Regions from separate parts of the Mus musculus genome. Here regions 1, 2, 3 and 5 are each linked to region 4. The links are chromatin loops, found by intact Hi-C in ENCODE. Cell type or tissue: left cerebral cortex. All regions are shown on one strand.

The links. Hi-C counts contacts between places; a loop is a spot of excess contacts. Peaks named below come from ENCODE experiments on the same cell type or tissue, not always from the same donor. Only the 100,000 strongest peaks of a DNase experiment are listed, where the experiment ranks them.
Region 1: a loop joins it to region 4, with 4 times the contacts of the local background. A loop is called at or near these places in 3 of 42 quality-filtered maps.
Region 2: it touches region 4 in a loop (2.0-fold over the local background); 4 of 42 quality-filtered maps call a loop at or near these places.
Region 3: a loop joins it to region 4, with 2.2 times the contacts of the local background. A loop is called at or near these places in 5 of 42 quality-filtered maps.
Region 5: it touches region 4 in a loop (6-fold over the local background); 15 of 42 quality-filtered maps call a loop at or near these places.

The regions. Positions count from the first base shown.
Region 1 is chr16:8,767,409-8,771,408 of GRCm38, forward strand. No RefSeq gene overlaps it. Among named protein-coding and RNA genes, the nearest start is that of Gm25805, 3.1 kb to the left of the region's middle. In left cerebral cortex, CTCF peaks have their summits at 1,868 (motif pointing left) and 3,852 (motif pointing right); DNase peaks (open chromatin) are centred at 190, 410, 1,202, 1,373 and 3 more places; H3K27ac peaks cover 1,759 bases.
Region 2 is chr16:8,704,252-8,708,251 of GRCm38, forward strand. Usp7 (ubiquitin specific peptidase 7) reads right to left here. Exons shown (of 31, transcript NM_001003918.2): 6 at 3,387-3,495; 7 at 2,348-2,478; 8 at 1,835-1,889; 9 at 853-933; 10 at 677-767. Among named protein-coding and RNA genes, the nearest start is that of Gm5767, 25 kb to the left of the region's middle. In left cerebral cortex, no CTCF peak of the experiment used is centred here; a DNase peak (open chromatin) is centred at 2,476.
Region 3 is chr16:8,684,310-8,688,309 of GRCm38, forward strand. No RefSeq gene overlaps it. Among named protein-coding and RNA genes, the nearest start is that of Gm5767, 5.5 kb to the left of the region's middle. In left cerebral cortex, a CTCF peak has its summit at 1,976; DNase peaks (open chromatin) are centred at 980, 2,022 and 2,647.
Region 4 is chr16:8,827,702-8,831,701 of GRCm38, forward strand. It overlaps 1810013L24Rik (RIKEN cDNA 1810013L24 gene), which reads left to right and starts at 2,399. Exons shown (of 4, transcript NM_001081400.3): 1 at 2,399-2,984; 2 at 3,620-3,700. The coding sequence starts at 2,759. In left cerebral cortex, CTCF peaks have their summits at 1,728 and 2,343; DNase peaks (open chromatin) are centred at 2,145, 2,813, 3,352 and 3,828; H3K4me3 peaks cover 2,559 bases; H3K27ac peaks cover 2,519 bases.
Region 5 is chr16:8,735,947-8,739,946 of GRCm38, forward strand. It overlaps Usp7 (ubiquitin specific peptidase 7), which reads right to left and starts at 2,396. Exons shown (of 31, transcript NM_001003918.2): 1 at 2,258-2,396. The coding sequence starts at 2,339. In left cerebral cortex, a CTCF peak has its summit at 207; DNase peaks (open chromatin) are centred at 458, 1,714, 1,951, 2,252 and 1 more place; H3K4me3 peaks cover 3,245 bases; H3K27ac peaks cover 1,126 bases.

The DNA.
Region 1 (4,000 bases), 60 kb before region 4:
GCACAGAAGATGTAAGTGACCAGTTTCAGGTCACTCAGCCAATGAGGCTATAGTTGTAAATGCCGCTATTCTATATGCAAACTGGAGCTCAGTGAATATCTATTACTTTGCATAGTCAGCCATCTCCTGTTGGCATCTGAGACTCCTCAGGGTGTGGTAGCACACACCCCACCCGTAACACAGTAGGAGAGGCAGGAGGATCCAGAGTTCCAAGCCTGGGCTACGGAACTGCGCCTTACGTCCAAAAACAATGCAAACAGACATTTGACTCTAGGCCTTGGACCTTGGAGCATAGCAAGGAAGAAGAGGAGGAAGAAGAGAGGAAGAGGAGGAAGGAGAAGCCGCTGTCATTGTTTTTCTACGTCGTTCATTTTTTGGTTTCCTTTTTCTGGTTTGCTTTTCCACTGCACTGCCACCCACTTCCTTATGCTAAGACTTTAAAATGAATTACATTCTGGGCACACTCACCTCCCTTCATCCCGCTGCTGCCTGAAGCTCAGGAAACCCAGCTGGAAGCAAACAGGCTTATCTTTAATATTTTAAACTTATATTTTATTTACTTATTTATACAACTGTGGAGTCTGAGGGCAATTTGTGGGAGCCAGCTCTCTCCCTGCACCGTGGGCCCTGGGGACTGGACACATGCTGTCATGCATGAGGGCAGGGGTCTTTGCTGTGGAGCCCACTTGCCAGCCCATCACAGACTCGTCTTCCATTTGTTTCTTCACATATTTGTTCCTTTGCGTCAGGCAGGGTCTCTTGTAGCCTAGGCTGGCCTCACACTCACTGTGTTCCTTAGGGTGACATTGAATTTCTGGTCCTTCTGCCTCTGCCTCCTATATCTGCAGACCAAAGATTATAGGCAGGGACCACACAACTGCCTACTGATTGTGTGCGTGGGCTCAAGCACACGTTGTAGTGTGCAAATGGACCAGTTCAGAGGGCAGTCTGAGGGAGTAGAGCTAAGGGCAACAGGGCAGGAGGAGCTGTCTTTTTTCTGCTGCCAAGTCCCCCCCCACCCCTTATGAGGCAGGGTCTCATTGGATCCAGTTGACCTTGAGCTCCACCTTCCAGGTACTGGGATTACAGGTATGTACCCCAATGTACAGTTCCTGTGGTGTTGAGGAGAGAGCCCAGGGTTTCCTGTGTGCTATGCAAGTGCCCTACCCATTGAGCTGCATGCCCATGTCCAAGATGAAATATGTTGAAGCCTGGGAGCGGAGTGACTAGAGTGCAGGTAGATGGAGCTGGATCCTAGCCCAGGTCTGTAGTCCCTTGGTATTTACGGGGCAACCTCTAAACAGGCTCCCCACAGGCTTCTCTGGGAGGCCCTGTCTGTTCCAGCTACAGCCAGGCTGCCACTGAGCCTCATCCAGTTGCTGAGCACTCACAGCACGCCTGTTCCTCTTCCTCCTTTCAGCCTGTGGCTCACTGGACAAGCAGGATTGTTTACAGTAAATGGAAACCCAACTTGTTCAGGAAGCTCGGCCTGATACATTACAATGTTATTCTAGCCTGTAATGTACCTACCTGTGGGCTTTCAGATACAGCCAGGCTGTCTGGAAAAGGACCCTGAGGTTTCAAGCTGCCTTTTGGGGTCAAGGCTAGGGACTGCAGAACCCTGGGTGCTTTTCTGGTCCCCCTGAACTTCCACGTGTGCATGCACCCAGACAACTGCCTGTCTTAAAGGTCATGAAGCGCTGGGACGTAGGGAAAATTACCTGCAGACCTGGTTTCCCTAGGGTTCAATAAGGCAGGGCCTTCTCTGCTCTATTTCTGAAAGCTCAGTACTCTGTCTGGCACCTGCCCCCGGGGTTGGCCCGAAGCTCAGCCTCAGCTCACAGTCCCTGTGCCCTCTAGTGGTCACTTGGAGGAAGGACTAGCTCAGGGAGATGAGGTATGATGGTCTCTTACACTTGGACATTACCGGGTAAAAATAGAAAGCTGAGGGCTAGCGAGATGGCTCAGTGGTTAAGAGTGCCGACTGCTCTTCCGAAGGTCCCGAGTTCAAATCCCAGCAACCACATGGTGGCTCACAACCATCCGTAATGAAATCTGATGCCCTCTTCTGGAGTATCTGAGGACAGCTACAGTGTACTTACATATAATAAATAAATCTTGGAGAAAAAAAAAAAATAGAAAGCTGAGGAATGGGGAAAGCTCCGGTCAGGCACCTCATTCCAAAGAATGATGCACATTTAGTCTCAGCTACCTGAGAAACTGAAGCAAGGGGATCACCGCTGTACACTCCCTCCCCACACAATTAAAAAAAGAAAGGGGAGCCAGGTGTAGTGGCTCATGCCTTTAGTCTTAGTGCTCTGGAGGATCTCTGTGAGTTCTACGGTGAGTTCAAGGATAGTCAGAGCTACATACTGAGACCCTGTCTGGGGAGCAGGGTAGGGAAGAGTAAAAGAAAAACGGGGTTCTGAAGAGATGGGTTAAGAGCATTTGCTACAGTTCAGTTCTGGCTCAGAGCCCTCTACAACTCCAGTTCCAAGGGATCCAACATGCTCTGGTCTTCAAAGTGAGTTCCAAGACAGCCAGGGCTATACAGAGAAACCCTGTCTCGAAAAACCAAAAACAAACAAACAAAAACCGAAAAAGCACGTGTACAGGCAAACAGGCAGTCACAGAGAAGAAAGTAAACCCATCTTTCTTAGGCATTTATGTGTTCATTTTTACATAAGTATGTGTCTACATGAGTTTATGTACAGCACATGTGTGAAAGTCCCAAAGAAGACTCTAATTCTAATTCTTTAGAATTGGGGATGCAAGCCACCTGCTGTGGGTGCTGGAAACCAAATCCAGGTCCTCTGGGAAAGAAGCAGGCGTTCCTACTGAGCCATCTCTCTAGTCTCAAATAACAGAGAGAAGAGAGAGAGAGAGAGAGAGAGAGAGAGAGAGAGAGGGGAGGGGAGGGGAGGGGAGGGGGAGGCCACGATAGGCAGTCTATTTTGGTTGAATGAGGCTTGCTCCGGCAACCCAGTAGAAAACTCTACAAGAGACGGAAAAGCGAGCCACGTTCCCAGAGTCAGGTGCCTGACACCACAGAGTCCCCAACTCCATGATTCTGTGTCTATAAGTCAGGCAAAGTCCCAAGCTCCTGGCATTCTGGCTAGACTCCACCCCCAGTTACCTGGCAACAGCAAGATAGCCTAGCCCACTATAAAAGGAGCTGCTTGGCCCCTCCTCACTCTTTAAGCTCTCACCATCCTTACTCTCATCTCTAGCCCTCCTCTCTCTCCCTCCCCCCCACCCCCCTCCACGCGGCCATGGACAGCCTCCCTCTTTCTACCTTCTTTCTCCCTACCTTCCTACAACAAAGCTCGGAGACTGTCTCTGCTCATCAAGGCCCACTATGCTTCAACAATGGGATAGGCTTTCCCATAACCAGCCGCATCTAACCTCCCGTTAGAAGGCCTTCCTGCGCTCCAGCCACTGACCAGACCAAGGTCTCTTACCCACGTGGGAACCACCCAGCGCCTCCCTCTCCCCCGGCCCTCTCCTTCCTTCAGCACCAGGTCCGATGGCTGAGAACCTGGTGCCTAGGACTACCCCTTGTCCACCACCCGCCGAGCTGGGGCCAGTGGCTTCACACCCAGACACCCACGCGGGGCTGTGGGGAAAGCGCGGGGAAAGACAGTCCTTCCGAGTCCGCCCGCCCAGAGCATCAGAACTCTGATGGGACAGGGGTTTTCTCCCACTCCCTCTCCCCCCCACCCCGCACTCCCTGCCCCACAATTGTGTTCATTGGGGGCATGCTGCACCTGCTTGAAGGTAGGATGCCTTTGTTGACTCCAGCCACATCCCTTTATAACATCTTTGCGTCTCTGCTGTGAGCTGGAAAGTGACGACAGTCCAGCAGAGGGGGCTCCTGGGAAATGTATCAGAAGCCAAAGCCAGGATCCTTTTTGGTCTGGCGAGAACTAAGCTCACAGAGGTGCTTGTTAAATATGCTTCTACTCACATCTCTGACTGCTCTGGGGCTCAAAATGCAGCC
Region 2 (4,000 bases), 120 kb before region 4:
TCAACTCCAGCTCAACAAAGGAAAGGGGACCCAACTGGAAGACAGTGGTACAAATAAAACCCCGGGCAATCCAATCTATGCCCAGGAAAAACTCATCTACATCAGGAGCCTAACCTGTTAAACAGGCTTTACAATGAGATACACAGAATCATTTTTTACACTGGCTTGACTGTCTGGCGGAAAAGCACATACACTATCACTAAACTTAGGTATCAGTCCACACCACGAGATAAATGATGCTGAGCCTGCCATAAATGCAAGCAGGAAATGAATGAGAGCAATGGCCTGAACCTGTAGAAAAGCAATACGGTAGATAAAAGCCCCTAAAATGAACACTAGGTGATGATCAAGCCACTAGTCCTGTAAGGATCACATGAAGCACACAGGAACAAGATGCTGAAAAAGGCTCAGACTACAACCAGGCCAGCCCAAGCTGCTGAATGCTAGAGTGTTTCCTCTGATGGGGAGGGGGTCCAGGGCTTGGGCAGGCCACAAGAGGCTTCCAGGCAGCTGGACACACGGCTCTTGAGAGTTGGATACACAGAAGCAGGTAGTCACCCAATGTGCTGTGTGCTTAAGATGTCACTCCCTGCATCTAACCTTAATTATAACACAATCCCTGTTCCTAATGAGACACTGAGCGAGAGCAGCAATGAAACATGAAAACAAGACTTACTGTTTTTCTTTCCTTTTATACTTAGCTGGATATCATAATAATCTTCTCTCCTATCAGAACGGTAGTCTACGTCTTTGCACTGAATATAGGACTGTAAGTAAAGAGAGGCAGCGTCAGCACTGGCTGCCAGTCTGTCAGTCTCCCAAAGCCACTCTTTAAAGCGCATGCTCACATACCACCATTTTGCCTCGGAATAACTTTGGAATGGTGCCCTCTACACAGGTGCCTTTCATCTTATTTTCCACATTATCAAGCAACTGAAAGAGAAGATTTGCGCATTAAAAACAACTTATACTTGAGTAATGCATAGTAATTTAACACTTTACTTGGAAATGCCAACAAAGAATTTCTAGACTATAAATATATTACCTTTGGCATGCAATTATTTAAAAAAAAAACATACAAAATCTTTCTTGGCTGGATTTTGTTGCTTTTACAAAAAATATCTCCATGCAATAGTTGAGGTTAACCTTTTACACAGTCTTTGGGATGAATTAGTAATCTCGAGTGCCTTTAGAAGCATTTTTTTATGTTTATTTTACCTCTGTGGAAAAGCATGTAAATTGATCACTAAACTTAACTCGGAATGGTCCACACCAAGAGATTAATGAGGTTGAGCCTGTCAACAGGATTGACTGGTTTGTCCATGGATATTTAATGAACTGATTCAATCCAGCTAGTGCTGCAAAAAAGAAAACACACCTTGCCCAGCCAATCACCTTGAACATCCATTCCAAGTCTGCGTGAGCACGCTTCTATGTCCTTCCTCAATCCAGGAACGAATGACTAGTGACTAATGGGGACAGGCAACAGCACCACCTCTGTAGTGCCTGCAGCTGCCTAATCAAAGTGAGTTTCCCTTGATTTGTGACTCCTTTGCATATGCTCAGGCAATCAGTGAGAAACCCACTACTCACAGCTACATCTGCTCAACCTTCCCCAGCATCACATCACCTTCTGACTCAGTTTCCCACAGTTCGAAACTAGACGAGCCCTAAACCAGGCATGTTGGTGGGATCCCAGCACTCTTTTAACTCTGGCCTACACATCAGTCCTAAGCCAAGGTAACCTTAGTCTTAGTTGTGAAACTACTTGGTAAAGACCTCTAGCATTGTCTCATTCACTTTGACAACCAAATAGTTGCTGCTTGAAACTTACCACTCGACAAAGCTCTTGAACATCGTGTTGCATGAAGCTATCTAAAGTTTCCCACCTTTCAAAGAGAAAAGGAGTATCGACATTTCAATTTCTGAATTTCAAGGGAGTAAATTAAGATGCAATCTAGACTGCAAACTAAATTCAATTAACCTCTAGCCTCAAATTCAGTAGGTAGTTTTTTTTTTGTATGTAAAGAATATCTTGGGGATTGTCATAATGCAAAGATTAAACTGAATTTTATTAGCAGTCAGTGAAAATTTTAAATTTTTTAAAATCTAAAAGGTGGTAACTACAAGTCACATACACTTCAATGCAAGACACGCCCCTTTGTCAAAAAGCAAAGTGGTGAAATCTTTCAGGAAAAACTCTAACACAAAGCCTTACTTCCAAAGAGGGAAAGGATAGAAGCCCTGGGGCCAGCCCTGAGCCTGCCTGAGCCAGATGCCGGTCTCTCCTGTCTCCACTCTGTCCCTTACACAGAAAGCAGAATGGAGGCGGATTGCTGATACATACCCAAATGACTTTGTGAGCTTTTTTGTTCCTACGGGCTTATCGCTGTGCTGTAATTCATAGAACACTCTTTGTAATGCTAAAGGGACGCTTTTAGATGAATCATCGCCCTCTGTTGGCATCATGTACACAGCCTAAAAGAATTGATTTAGAAGTGTTTAATTTTAGGTAAAAGTATCATTTCTAATATCATAAGGAGTAAAGCAATTTGCTAGGGGCTCAAGTTTGTAAAACCATCAAATGTCTGTAGAGACAATTTAGAAAAAACTTAAGTCACCTACAGCTCCCCCTGCACTCACTCCCTGGGGTGTGCACATTTAACCCTGCCAGTGTCTAGGCACCAGAGAGGATGAAATGCAGATGGCACTCAAGCTACCACTCTGCGAGCTTCCACCTCAAGAGCAGCTGTCGCAGAAGCGAGCAGATGAGACACACATACAAGTACCTTCTCTGTCCTACTCCATACTGTCTGCAGTCAGAAAAGCACCACCCTCCATCATTAGCCTCAAACTGCTTATTATGAAGCCGAGGCAGGAGGACCACAAAGACTACTAAGTGACTAAAGCCAGTCTAGAAGCATGTGTAGACACCTCCTCTCCCGAACATTATGAAGAGGGTGTGGAGCTGGCTGTGGTGCCACCTATCTTTAATCCCAGCACTCCACATTAACCAGGCAGGCAGATCTGGTTAATGTGGAGTGATCTCTGGCCAGCCTGTCAGCTACAAGAGAGCCAGTACTACACAGACTCTAAATAAGGTCAGAGGGAGCCTGGGAATAAATATACTTTAAAGGTAGAAACATTAGCCCTAAAATCAATTAATTGTTATCATTATGGTGTTTCTATTTTTAAATTTGATCACATCAATTAGCTCCAAGACCAGGTGGTCCCCACCACCACCAGAGACTAAAGGCATCCTGGCAAGGCCTCCCTGCAGAGAAAAGGGCTGCTGTCTGGGGAGGTAAGAGAGTATCTGCTGGGCCTTTAACATACCTTGCAGAAGAGAAGGCAGAAAGCTGCTGAAAGGAATACTATTCATTTACCTTTCGTAACTGATTTGTGAAAAACAAGGTCTGCAGCAAGCTATTCATGTAACACGTTGCTCCCTGATTCTTTAAGCCGACATAGCCAGTATGCTTCTTTGAGTCCCACCTGAAAGACAGTCCAAGTTTGAAGGTCCACTGCCAGGGATACCTGGCTTCTACAATATATAGGGCTCAGTTGGCCATTCGCCCTGGCACCTGTACAGCTGATCCATCACATGTCATCTTCTGCTATCTAGCATGCTGACAAAGAAACACTGACCATTCCTCTAGGCACAACACTAGGAACTGAGGCCTCGCTCACACTACACGGATCTTTCACTGCCATAGACACTCACACTCAATTTCAGCGTTCACCTAACAGTCTCCTAACAGTTCTCAGCACCACTGTCATTTATAAAGGTCAGCACTCAAGACACCGGGGGCTACCTTTTACATCAAATGTGACTACAGATCGATGATCGATCTCAATCTCTCTCTCTCTCTCTCTCTCTCTCTCTCTGTCTGTCTGTCTGTCTCTCTCTCTCTCACACACACACACCCCAAAAATATGAATGCCTAATGTGTATAAGACGTGGCAGACAACCCCATCACCAAATCTATAGAAATACATT
Region 3 (4,000 bases), 140 kb before region 4:
CCGCTCCCTCAGGGACCAGTGCCCTAACCGCAGTGCCAAGAGAGCGTGGTCCTTTCCTCACCGTGGGTCTCTGCAGTCTGGGATCCTTAGCCCCGAGGGCTGCAGATGTCCTCTGGCCACCCACTAGCAGCTTTCCTCAGCCTGCTTTGTCCCCAGGCTTGCTTGAGCTTCCTTTGGCCACCTCCCTAGGCTTCTGTCCTCTCCAGCAGCCCCTCGGCCTTTTCCCCTGGATGCCCCGGGCAGCCGACAAAGCCCTTGCGTTGGCATGGAAAGATGGCCCTGTAATTAAGAGGAGTTGCCTCACAAAAGTGAGGACCAGAGCCTAGATCCCCAGAACACACACAAGTGCTGGCTGGGCGGGCAGCACACATGTAATCCCAGCCTTCCAAGTCCCAGAAAGAGGCTCCCAGAGCAAGCTTTGGCTAGTGAGACTAGCCATGTGAGCAAGCTCTGGGTTTGAGGGACCTTGCCTACATGAGTAAGATGATCCTGTACATCAACCTTGGGCCTCCACATGACTGTGCACTTATGTACATGCACACCTACACAGGTGCACCCACGTATGTGCAGACACACAGACAAATGGGGGGACCTCACCGGGTCTCGAGAGCCCTCTCCTGCAGGAGTGGGTGTATGGGGAGGGTCTCCAGTGCAGCCTGCCTTTCTATTCGCCCAGTCTCTTCCCCTCCACCTGCCCCACACTCTGCTGCGCCCTCACCAGCCTCACCTGTGGCTAACAGACAGTTAATGATGCAGTTAATATGGACAAGAATTCAATACTTCTTTGGGAGCCTGAGGTGGGGATTGCCAGCCTTAGTTACATAGTAAATGCCTGGCCCTTTAAAAAAAAAAAAGAAAGAAAAATCTGTTGCTGCTGTTGTCCAGATCCAGACCTGTCTAGGCAAGGTGCCTTGCCTGGCGTGGTGGAGGAGGTGTGATCATATTTATGGAGGCAGGAGGACCTGCCCGCTGTGCACAGCACCATTCCCTGGCTGGGATCCCGGACTGGTTAAGTGAAAAAAAAAAGAGAGCTGGGCTGCAGCACGCAGTTATCCATCTCTGCTTCCTGATTGTGGGTATCAGGTGACTTTCAAGCTGATGCCTGGGAGCTAAAATGACCCTTTCTCCCTTCCATTCTTCTTACCAGAGTAGTTTATCACAGCAACAGTTGCTGCCCTGGAACTCACAGATCATACTCTTTCAATGAGCTGACCTGGAGCCATGTGCAGTGCTTGCTACCTCCCTCCGGACCCCACCCAGGCAGCACCCTCTCTATGCACCCCAGAATAGCCCATCCCTTCAGTGCTTTTTCCAGGAAGACTCATGAGCCTGACACCCCTAAGATCTAACAGAAGTTTAGGGAGAGGCTACAAGAGAAGTTGGGGAGGGAGGAAGGGGTCCTGCTGAGTCCTCTCCTGGGGTGGACTCCTTCCCAAGGTCACGGTGCAAAGAAGCCAACAGGAAGGAAGTGGTTGTTAAAAGACCTCAAACTGGCCCGTGGGTGAGACTTCTGGGTAGGATGAGCATTAGGGGCAAGATCAGGAAGGAGGGACAGGGAAATCCAGTTTCAGAACGATTGGATTTTTGTCTTTGCAATGCTGAGAATTGAAGCAGGGGCTTCGTATGACAGGCAAGCACTCTACATCCCAAACCCTCCTTTTCATTTTGTAGCAGGGACTTCACTAAATTGCCCAGGCTGGCCTTGAGCTTACTATGTATCTCAGGCAGGCCTGGCACTCACCATCCTCTCCTGACTCAGCCTCTTGACCGCTGTTTTGACAAGTGTGAACTACCACACTGGAGCTCCATTTAATTTTGAAAAAACCAACTATATTGGTGTAGCTATCACTATATGAGTAGAAAGGGTGAAGAAACGAGTAAATTATCTGAATAAGAGAAAGGGGGACATGGGAAATGACAGGCACATGAGGTACATGGGCCACTGATCTGTGCTGGGTTCCCTGTAATACCCATACTCACCACAGGGAGGTAGCATTGCACCAGTTGACAGAGGTAGAAATCCAGGCCTAGGCGGTCTGGTGACTGAATGCATGGGCAGCCAGAAACTCAAGTCTGCCTCCCTGTATTAGTTTGATATAAAAGCTGTAGATGAGTGGGTAGTTGCATTGTGGGTGGGCTAGCAAGCATTCCAGGCTGAGATTGCTAGAAGCCTGAAAGTCGGGCGAGGCACACTGCCCAAAGCAGGCAGCTCTCCAGACCTGAGGGGTTCCCTCACCCCCAAGCCTGTCTACCACCTGCAATGGAGGGAATACTGGGAAACTGGACTTCAGAACTTCGAACCTTAGTAGCATAGAAATAGACCTGATACAAGATCACACTATCATGCCAAGTCAGCGTGGGCCTCAGACAGAAAGCAAGCCTTGGATGACCCTTCCAAGCTCACCTGAAAGCTCCCTTCCCTGTTCAGGTCCCTCTCTGTCCCCCATGCAACATGTTGGGCTTTGACTTGTATTCCTGGACAAGAGTGTCTCAGTTTTCAACTCCACAGTGCCTAGGCCGTGAGCCCCCCCTCCCCACAGACCCCAGGCTTGCCCATATCATAGAAAGTGGAAGAAACCCACAGTGCTGCAGCTGCCTGAAGGTCCTGCTTTACTCGGCATCCGTGTGAGCTTAAAAGGACGGTGCTGATTACGGTCACCCCACCCTCTGTGACAGCCTTATCACTGGAGTGGACAGGTGGGTGTGGCGTGCCATGGCTGTGCTATCAGCAGCCACCATGGCAGGCCTCTGTGCCCACTCCCAGCCTACTGCTGCCAGCCCTGCCCAGCAGGTCCACCTTGGAAATCTGCCCTGCAGCTGGTCTGGGGACAGTGAGCTAGGGCCAGGGAGAGAAGTCGGACAGCTTTAATGCGCCCTTAGCACTGTGCACGCCACTTAGCTGGAAGGCTAACACTACCCCTCAGCCTCGACGAACCTAAAGGTGCCTTCCCAACCCCCTCACCTCCTCCTACTGCAAGCCCAAGCCTGGAAAACTGAGCTAGAACATCCAAGAGCCCAGTATCCTGGTTGGCAGGAAAGGACATGTGAGCTCACCTCAGAGACCGTGAGGCCTTTTGGAGTCTGGTTTCCAAACATGTTGAAGGTACAAGCTGGGACCTGCCATCTAGCCCTGCCATTCAGCCAGACCAGGCACATAACCTAACATGGGCCAGTGACCCCTGGCAGGGAGGGACAGAGACTATCATACCCAAGTTTTGCCCTCAGAATGATCTCAAAGCAGAGGGTCCCAGCTTGCAGGTCTCATTCACAACCACCCATGTCCACCAACAGTAAAACTGAAGGACACAAGGAGATTTGGTCCTGATGGAGCTTTTTGCCTACCTGGGAAATGAAGTCCCCTGGAGCTCCTTCAAGCCAGCAGGTTGTAAGAACTGCATCTCAGCAGTCCCTAGGATCAAACTGAGTGCCAATGAGGACATTGGACTTTGGCTCTGACTATGTGCAACAGATTAAAGTGACTGTCCCTTCCCTTAGGAACTGAGCCCCATTCCTGGTGCTTGGCCACAGGCAGCCAGAAGTTGAAGTAGAGAGTGGACACAAGGCACTCTGCCATGGGGGCAGCTACTGTCTGATAGCACAGGGTTGGGACAGGGACAACATGCTGAGGGCCCCACACATGAAGACAGCCCCAATTCCTACAAAAGCACCTGACCTCTGTCCCTCATCAGCTTCCACAGACATCCATTCCAGGAAGGGCTGTACCTATTCCCCATGTGGCACAACCAGACTTGGGTTTTACTCTGAGAGAGGGTTTGTACTATGTAGCCCAGACTAGTCTCATCGGTGGCTGGGATCACCACCCTGCCAGGCTTCATCAATGTAACTGCACATTTACCCTAACAAACAGCTGGAAAGCAATATGGTATTCCTCCTTGCCAGATGTGCTTGGTCACAGGGACAGTTGGCTCAATCAAGGCTCTGCTAAAGGGGGAATGGCCTCAGAGGAGCCACAGGGAGTTTTAGTGTTGAAGAAAACCAC
Region 4 (4,000 bases):
CTTGGGAACAAATTGGGAGGACGTAGCCAAGATAGGCAGAAAGAATGGCTTACATTTTTATTCTATCTTGCCCTATCCAGTAGGAACTTATCTATGTGTCACCCCCAAGGCAGAGAAACTCCTTCCTTTTGAGTGTACTCTAATCCCAGGCTGGGACTTTTTGTCTTCTTCCTATGTTTGATTTTATGCCCTGTGACTTTTGTACAGCGTTTTTGTTGTGGTTATTGTTGTTTGTCTGTTTTTGAGGTTAGATCTGCCTATGAAGTCCTGGTTTACACAGAACTCAATCTGTAACATTTCTCCTGAGTGCTGGGATTGACTACAGCTGTGTTCCACTGTGCTTGCTTCCCCCCCTCCCCCCCAAATATCATGTTCCCTATAAGGCTCTTTTTTTTTTAAGATTTATTTATTTTAGGTATATGAGTACCCTGTAGCTGTCTTCAGACACACCAGAAGAAGGCATTGGATCCCATTACAGATGGTTGTGAGCCACCATGTGGTTGCTGGGAATTGAACTCAGGACCGCTAGGAGAGCAGTTGGTGCTCCAACTGCCGACAGATTGCTTCTTACAAGCTGGTTTTGGGCATCTGAAGGGTCCAGGTGTTGATTTGTGATACATAATGTTGCTTAGGCATCATTGGGGACAATTTAAGATTTAAAACAAATAAACAAACAAGGGGCTAGAGAGATGGCTCAGAGATTAAAAGCACATGCTGCCCTTCTAGAGGACCCAGGTTCAATTCCCAGCATCTACGTGGCAGCTCACATCTACAACTCCAGTTCCAGGGCTTCTGACACCCACTCCTCCCGCCATATACATATGAAGGCAAAACATTAATGCACTTAAAATAAAGATTTTATGAATCATATATTAAAATATGAATTATTTATAAAGCAAATTATAAAAAATAAGATAAAATATAACAATAATGTAATGTTACATATTATCTAATATAATACAAAAATAAGTAAAATTAAAATAAATTATACATAAAACAAAATAAAAAACAAAAACGCATCACAAGGTGTGGTGGCAAAGGCTTTTAATCCCAGCGCCCAGGAGGTAGAGGCAGGAGGATCTCTATGATTTCAAGGCAATCCCAAAACTACCAAAAAAAAAAAAAAAAAAAGTTGTTTCAAGAAACAAAACAGGCCGGGCGTGGTGGCGCACCGGAGGCAGAGGCAGGCGGATTTCTGAGTTCAAGGCCAGCCTGGTCTATCTACAAAGTGAGTTCCAGGACAGCCAGGGCTATACAGAGAAACCCTGTCTCGAAATACCAAAAAAGAAAAAAAAAAAAAAAAAAAAAAGAAGGAAACAAAACAAAGAGCACCAGCACACCTGGCTTTGAGCCTAGTCCTAAGGAAAATGGAATATGAACTTTCAGAGAGTCCAGAGATTAGGCTCTGGGAACCAGACAGATCAGGGAGAAGTCCGGAGAAGCCAGAGCAGGCAGGATCAGATCCTGCAGGACTTCCATCCAGTACAGATGGCATACATAAGCTGTCAGCTCAGAGGCTGAGAGGTCCCGTCATTGTGCTGCCCTCTTGTTCCCAGGCTTCCAGACCTCTTTCCTGGCACTGATCACTCTGAGTGAGCAGTGCAGGGGCCCGGGTGCCAGCAATTGCACATGGGGGGCGGGGGCGGGACGCGGCGGTCGCACGTGTCCCGGGAGCGTGCATGGGACAGGTGCCGGGCCGCTACTAGCGCTGGGCGCACTGTCCGCCAGGCGGCCCTGGTGTCCAGCTCCCTCCGGTCCCCTTCTCCGGGAAATCTCGGTGAGCGTCCCCAGGTCGCTCACACCTCCGGAGAATTTTCCTTTGGATTCACACGCTTTACTTGCCCCACTAAGGTTGGGAATTCTGGCATTAAAAAAACATAGAAAGGGCGCTGCAAACAGAGGTAGACTGCACTTCTCAGGAACTCGAGGAGTCAGCACATAAACACTGCGTGACCATGCACTTGCAAGCCCGGGAAAGGCCCCCGCGGGGTGCGGTCACCCGGCGGAGTCACGTGACTCTCAGACGGGGTGCGGGAGCGAAGCGAGCACCGCGCAAGCGCAATCCCTTGGCTCCAGTGTACAGATATTTCTTCTTCTGCTTTGGTTGGTCGCACGCAAACACTGTCAACTCCTCCCTGCTCTACAGTCTTCAAGTTCCCTGACATTTACTCCTTCCCCCAGCCCCCCGCCCATTGATGACATCAGTTCGACAGGCGGGTAAGCCAATCAGAACGCTGCGTTCAGGGGCCAGCACGCGGAACCCGTTGCGGCGGGCCAATGGGGAAGGTCGACGGTGGGCGCGCCCCAACCGCCTCCTGCCGGGGAAGCGCCGCTGGCCAAGTGGGCGGCGCTTTCCAGTCAGCATGTGGGCGGGGGAGGGCGGGGCCCGGTCGCCGCAGAGGCGTCGACGCCGCCGCCGTAGACGACGTTCCTCAGTCTTCGAGGTGGGCTCGGCGGCGCAGGCCGGACAGGGAACGCCGGTTGGAGAGCGGCGGCGGTCGGACCGAGGCCGCGGGGCCGTGGGTGGGCGGTAAAGGGGTGCGGGCGAGGCTAGGGCAGGGTGCGGCACCTCGGAGCGGGGTTGGTGGGCAGAGGACTCGGGCTGTGCGGGGTGGGTGCCGGCTCCGCGGGCTTGCACAGAGGCCTGGGCCGGCCGCCGGGCCCCTCGTTCCCGGGCCTGTCGACGACGACGTTCCCGCGGGGACCGCGCTTAAGGAGGACGCGGCGGCGGCGGCCAGGCCGCGGGAGGCCGCGGAGGATGGAGGAGCGGAAGGAGGAGGGCGAGGCGGAGATCCAGGAGCACGGGCCGGAGCATTGGTTCTCCAAGTGGGAGCGGCAGTGCCTGGCCGAGGCCGAGCAGGACGAGCAGTTGTCTCCCGAGCTGCAGGAGGAGGCGGCGGCCGCCGCGCAGCCCGAGCACAAGCAACAGAAGCTGTGGCATCTCTTCCAGAACTCGGCCACGGCCGTGGCTCAGCTCTACAAAGGTGAGGCCGCGCCGCCATCTTGGCGCCGCCCCGGCCTGCGGAGCTGCTCTTCCCCCCGGTTCCCGGCTCGGTCCCCGGGACCTGGCGGCTCCTCGCACCCTGCGGGGATAGCCGGACGACTGGGAGGGGAGGGCCGTGCCGCGGACCCCTGGCCATCTGACCCGCAGGACGGCGACGGAGGAGCTACCCTGGGAGGGGGAAAACTACGATGAAGGATGGGGAGACCCCCGATTTAGAGTACCTCCCGAGGGTCCCCACGTACCGGTCCGGGTGTCCCCGGTCGGATCGTGGGGGTAGGGGAGGAGTCCCTGTCACAAAATGGCGAAGGAGGCGGTGGGGCGGCCCTATTGTGCCCCGAGCCGGCCTCGGGGCGGAGACTGCTAGGGGCGCTTCCCTGAGCCTGCCGGGCGGCGTTCGCCACTCGGGTTGCGCTGTTGTCAGGTTCCCCTTCCTCGACCCAGTAACTCCGGTCTCACGCTCCCTTTGGGATCCCCAAATCCTGAACAAAATGGCGAAACCTAATATGGCCGTTCCGGAGTGAGTGACGCCCAAATAACATTCTCTTCTTTCTCTATGTCCTTGTGTGTGTCTTTTTCCCCCCCCTATTGTTTTTTTTCCCCCCTTTTTGTTTCCAGACCGAGTGTGTCAGCAGCCAGGACTTTCTCTCTGGGTCCCCTTCCAAAACGCAGCCACCGCCGTCACCAACCTCTATAAAGGTAAAGATAACCTTGCTGTCTTGCCAGGGTAGGCGGGGAGGGAGGAAGGGCAGGCCACGTTCCGGTTGACAGCCGATGTTCTGAGTGTGTTTTCTCCTCTCAAGTTCAGCTTCTGCTAACCTTGAATGCCTTGCAACTTGAGAATATCTGTGGTGTTCTAGCTAGATATCCAGAGGCAATTTTTGACACGCCTCCTATTCCTCCCTCGGGGACGTATGACAGTGCCTACGGGACACTTGGTTGTCAATCTTGAGAGGGGGCTGCTGGTTACTCTACAGTGCCTGAGACATCAATCCCCTA
Region 5 (4,000 bases), 92 kb before region 4:
CAGTAAACAGACCCTCATTTTCTCTCTCCCCATATTTTTCCCTTCCTAATTTTCCTCAGCACTCCTAAGAACTTAAAATAACCAATTCTCTAGTGGATGTATGAGCACTGTGTGGTCACTCAAGAACAAATGTAACTCTGACAGAGTGAGGCAGGACCGCATACTAGCATACTAGCCCTGACTACCGATAGGAGGGGAAATTACAACCAACAGAACCAGTCTCCCAGCTTCCCTCTCCATCGAAACCACCCTGCCCTAGAGGGAAGGCAGACAGGATACGCCTCACAAAGCCTTCCTTCCCAAGCTGGTCATAGCTCTGACCCCCTCCAGCTGCTGGCTCTACCAAACCCAAGTAAATAATGGTGCTAGCCATTAGCTCCGGTCTAGATCCCATTTGCAGCCCGGCTTGTGAGACCTACCGAAGTTGTTAACTCTAAATTCGGCTATTCTGGACTTTGGAAGAAGTTATCAACCCTTCCTGATCCTAATTGACAACAGCACAGTACCCTATTTGCGGAGTGCAAAGCTAAAATAAGACTGTCTAACGTGCACTCCCACACCAAAGCACTATACTAGCTCACATGGCCACAGCCCTGAAAGACTGCATTTTCTACAGAATTAGCGCAAGAATAGAAAACTGAAAGCCACAACACCCATTAAACACTAAAACTCAAATACTAACTTTGATAGAAAATGAAAGTTTCACGAGAAAACTCTGGGAAGCAAGCATGAAGCCCAGGATATCATGGGTAAAAAAACCTGTGAAGATCTTCCACCACCCTAATCTCGTCAAAACTTTGGACATAGACATTTTTCCAGATACAGTCTGTATCAGAAATATGCCCCCCCCCAGCGCTGTCCAATCTTATTCTCACAAAGCCCTAGAGGAGCAGTGAGGAAGACTTGAAAGGAAAACGGATGTTCACGTTCCGAGCAACTCTCCACTTTAGACGTGCATGAAATTATAGCATAAAAGGAGTACACTAATCTCCCAAAGGTGAGTTCCATCAGCTATTTGGTTTAATCGCACTTGCCAGACACTCTGAAATTACTGATTTGCTGAGGCCAAGAGAAACAGCCTAGTCCTTGGCATGAACTTCAGCTTCCCCCTTCCCCCGGCCCCCTAGGGCCTTTTTCCCTCTGCTGCATGGTCAGACAATTGTTTGATTCCCACTGATCACCATCAAGTTATTCACAGGGGGGGTCAAGAGTCAGTATTCCTAGCCTAGAGCATGCTACATCATACACAACAAATACAGTTTTACCCCAACTTCCTAGGAACCTTCATTCATTTATGAAAGCCACTATCACTTGCTGAACGGTCCATTCATTGCCCCTCACTGGGATTCCTGCCTGTCTGACCCCTTTAGGGCAGGTAACCGCGCATACTGCCTTCACTTAAAGTACCAAGTCAAAAGAAAAGAAAATGACCAACCCAGCATGAGATCCCGAAGCCAGAGTCCCTCCACTGCGCTTTCACAGCAAACCTTGATAGCGAAGCTCTACAAACAGTATAAAATCCAGTACCAAGATAAATTCCTGCGGCTCCGGTAGAAAACATAGTTACCTCCAGAACTTAATCTGCTTCTGCAGTAGGCCAGCCATGTGCGGCGGAACTCCATAGTTTCAAGCACACTTTTTAGCCGGACGTGGACGGCACCACCTACAGCCAGGTACCCAAACTCCTCCACAAGCCCAGGTAACTTATAAACTAGGCGAACCTGAGTACTTTCCCAGCAAGTCCAAAGGCTGAGGGCAGCTGCGCGCCTTGCAGGTGTCTCCGCAATTAAGCGCGACGCCCGGCAGAGCGCTCGGAAGTTATTGGGGGGAGGCTCTCCGGGGGCGCGTTCAGAAGCAGGTGCAGGGGAACCTGCGCACCCGCTCCCATACCCACCCCAAGAGCTCAGGGGCCGGGGAGCAGGCCCAACCAGCCTGGCCAGAGCCACACACCCCGGAAAGAGGACGGTCCCCGGGGCCCGCCTCCCAACCTGGGTACCCGGAGCCAACACACCTCGATCCTAATTTACGACTCCGGCGCTTTGTGCCCAGCAGCCCGTGCGCTGCACAATGCGTGAACTCGGGGGTCCGGGGCCACCCCCCGCCGGGCCGCATGACTGTGCAGCCCCGGCCCGGCAAAAGCGCCGGGCCGAGCGGGGCCGAGCGGCAGCCCGGCCTGGTTAAAGATGGCGAGGCCCTCGCGTGGCTCCCGCGGCCGCCCGGACCACAATGAAAGCGCCGGCCCCGCTGCGGGCCTCACCTTCCATCTCCATGTCCTCGGGCTCGCTCAGCTGCTGCTCGCCCGCTTTCTGCTGCTGCTGCTGCTGCTGTTGGTGGTTCATGTCGGCCGCGGCCTGGGCCTCGCCTGCGGCCGGAGGCCCGGGCTGCGGGCCCGGCGGGCGGGCGGCTGCTAGCAGAGGCGGCGGCGGCGGCGGCGGCGGGGCGGCCTCCTCCTCTTCCTACCCGCGCGTCGTCGGCGGCGGCGGCCCCGGGGCGGCCCGCGGCGGGCGGCGGCGGCGGCGGCGGCGGCAGGGAGACGCGCACGTACTTGCTCGCGATTCGCCCAATCTCGGCGCCGAGGCGGGCGGGCGGCGGCGGGCCGAGCCGGGCGGCCTCCTCGCTCGCTGCGGCCGCCGCTGCCGCCGCCGCCGCCGCCGCCGCAGGGCCCGCCTCCCGCCGCCGGGGCCGGGGCTGCGGGGCCGCGGGCCGGCCGGGGGCGGAGGGCGGCCGGGCGGGGGCCGCGTAGTCAGCCCCGCCTCGGACCGGGCGCGGAAGGCTGGAGGCCGGGCGGGCCGCGGCGAGCCTGCGGGCCCGGGTGTGGGCTGCGGCGGCGACCGCTGAGGCTGCGCGGGCGGGTGACCGGCTGGCCGCGCTCGGGGCGCTGAGGCCTCCGCCTCCTCGGCGTCGTCGTCGGGGCTCCGGCAGCGGACGCGGCGCCCGGCGGCTCGGCTCGGCTCAGCTCGCTCTCAAAATGGCGGCGGCGTGAAATGTCACATCCGCATGGGGGGCGAGAGCGGAGCGAACGAGACGAGGGCGGGCGGCGGGCGGAGCGGGAGGCGGAGCGGGAGGCGGAGCAGGGAGCGGCCCGCCCGCCGCCACCGAGGAGCACCCACCCCGCGCGCCGGCCGCCCGCCCGCCAGCCCTGCTGGAGCGGGGCGCCGGGGTCTCCTCTGTGAGGCAGCGGAGCGCAGCCCAGGGCCGCGGGGCTCCGGCTGAGGGTAGGGGTGCTCGCGGGAACTGGGCTGGACAAGGAGCCCAAGGCGCGGCGCCGTTTTACGGCCCGTAACCGGCCCCGGGATTCTCACCCGGGCAAATACGTGGGAAACTTAACTCTTTTGCACCCTAGATCCAATAAGGCAAAGTGTAGTCCTTCGGCTCTCACCTATCCCAGCATTCATTTATTTCCTCTCTAGGAGATCAGGTTGGCCACGATCGTCCACTGGGAAAGAGTCTCTCGGGTAGTCCAAGCTGGCCTGGAACTTTTCATGGTGCTTGATGGACACCTGATCCTCCTGCGTCTACCTTTCTAAGTTTTAGGAGTCAAATTTTTTTAAAAGCGAACTTTTCAATACAAGAAATTTGAAGAGGGAAAATCTGATTGATTTAAGGCCTAAGCGCCAACTGACTTGGGGGGGGGGGGGTAGCACATGCCTTTTTAATCCCAGAATTTGGGAGGCGGAGGCAGAGGCTGAGGCAGTAGGATCTCTTCGAATTGGAGGCATGGCCAAGCCAACCAGGACTCAAACAAATCAACAACAAAACAAGAACATCTTGGCCTGAACGCTTCCCATCAAGGAACTTCCTCCTACCAGGTCCCAAAGGCACCTGATTCACCAGAAACCTGCCCCTTCCTCCTTCCCAAGGTCACCCAGAGTTGGGTGCAGGGGGTTGGGATAGTCGTACTGCAAATACTATTGAACAACTTGCTTTCACAAAAAATTAATTAGTAATAATAAAAAAAGAGCCTTTTCTAGCACTTCATGACTTGCAAGGAAAATAACCA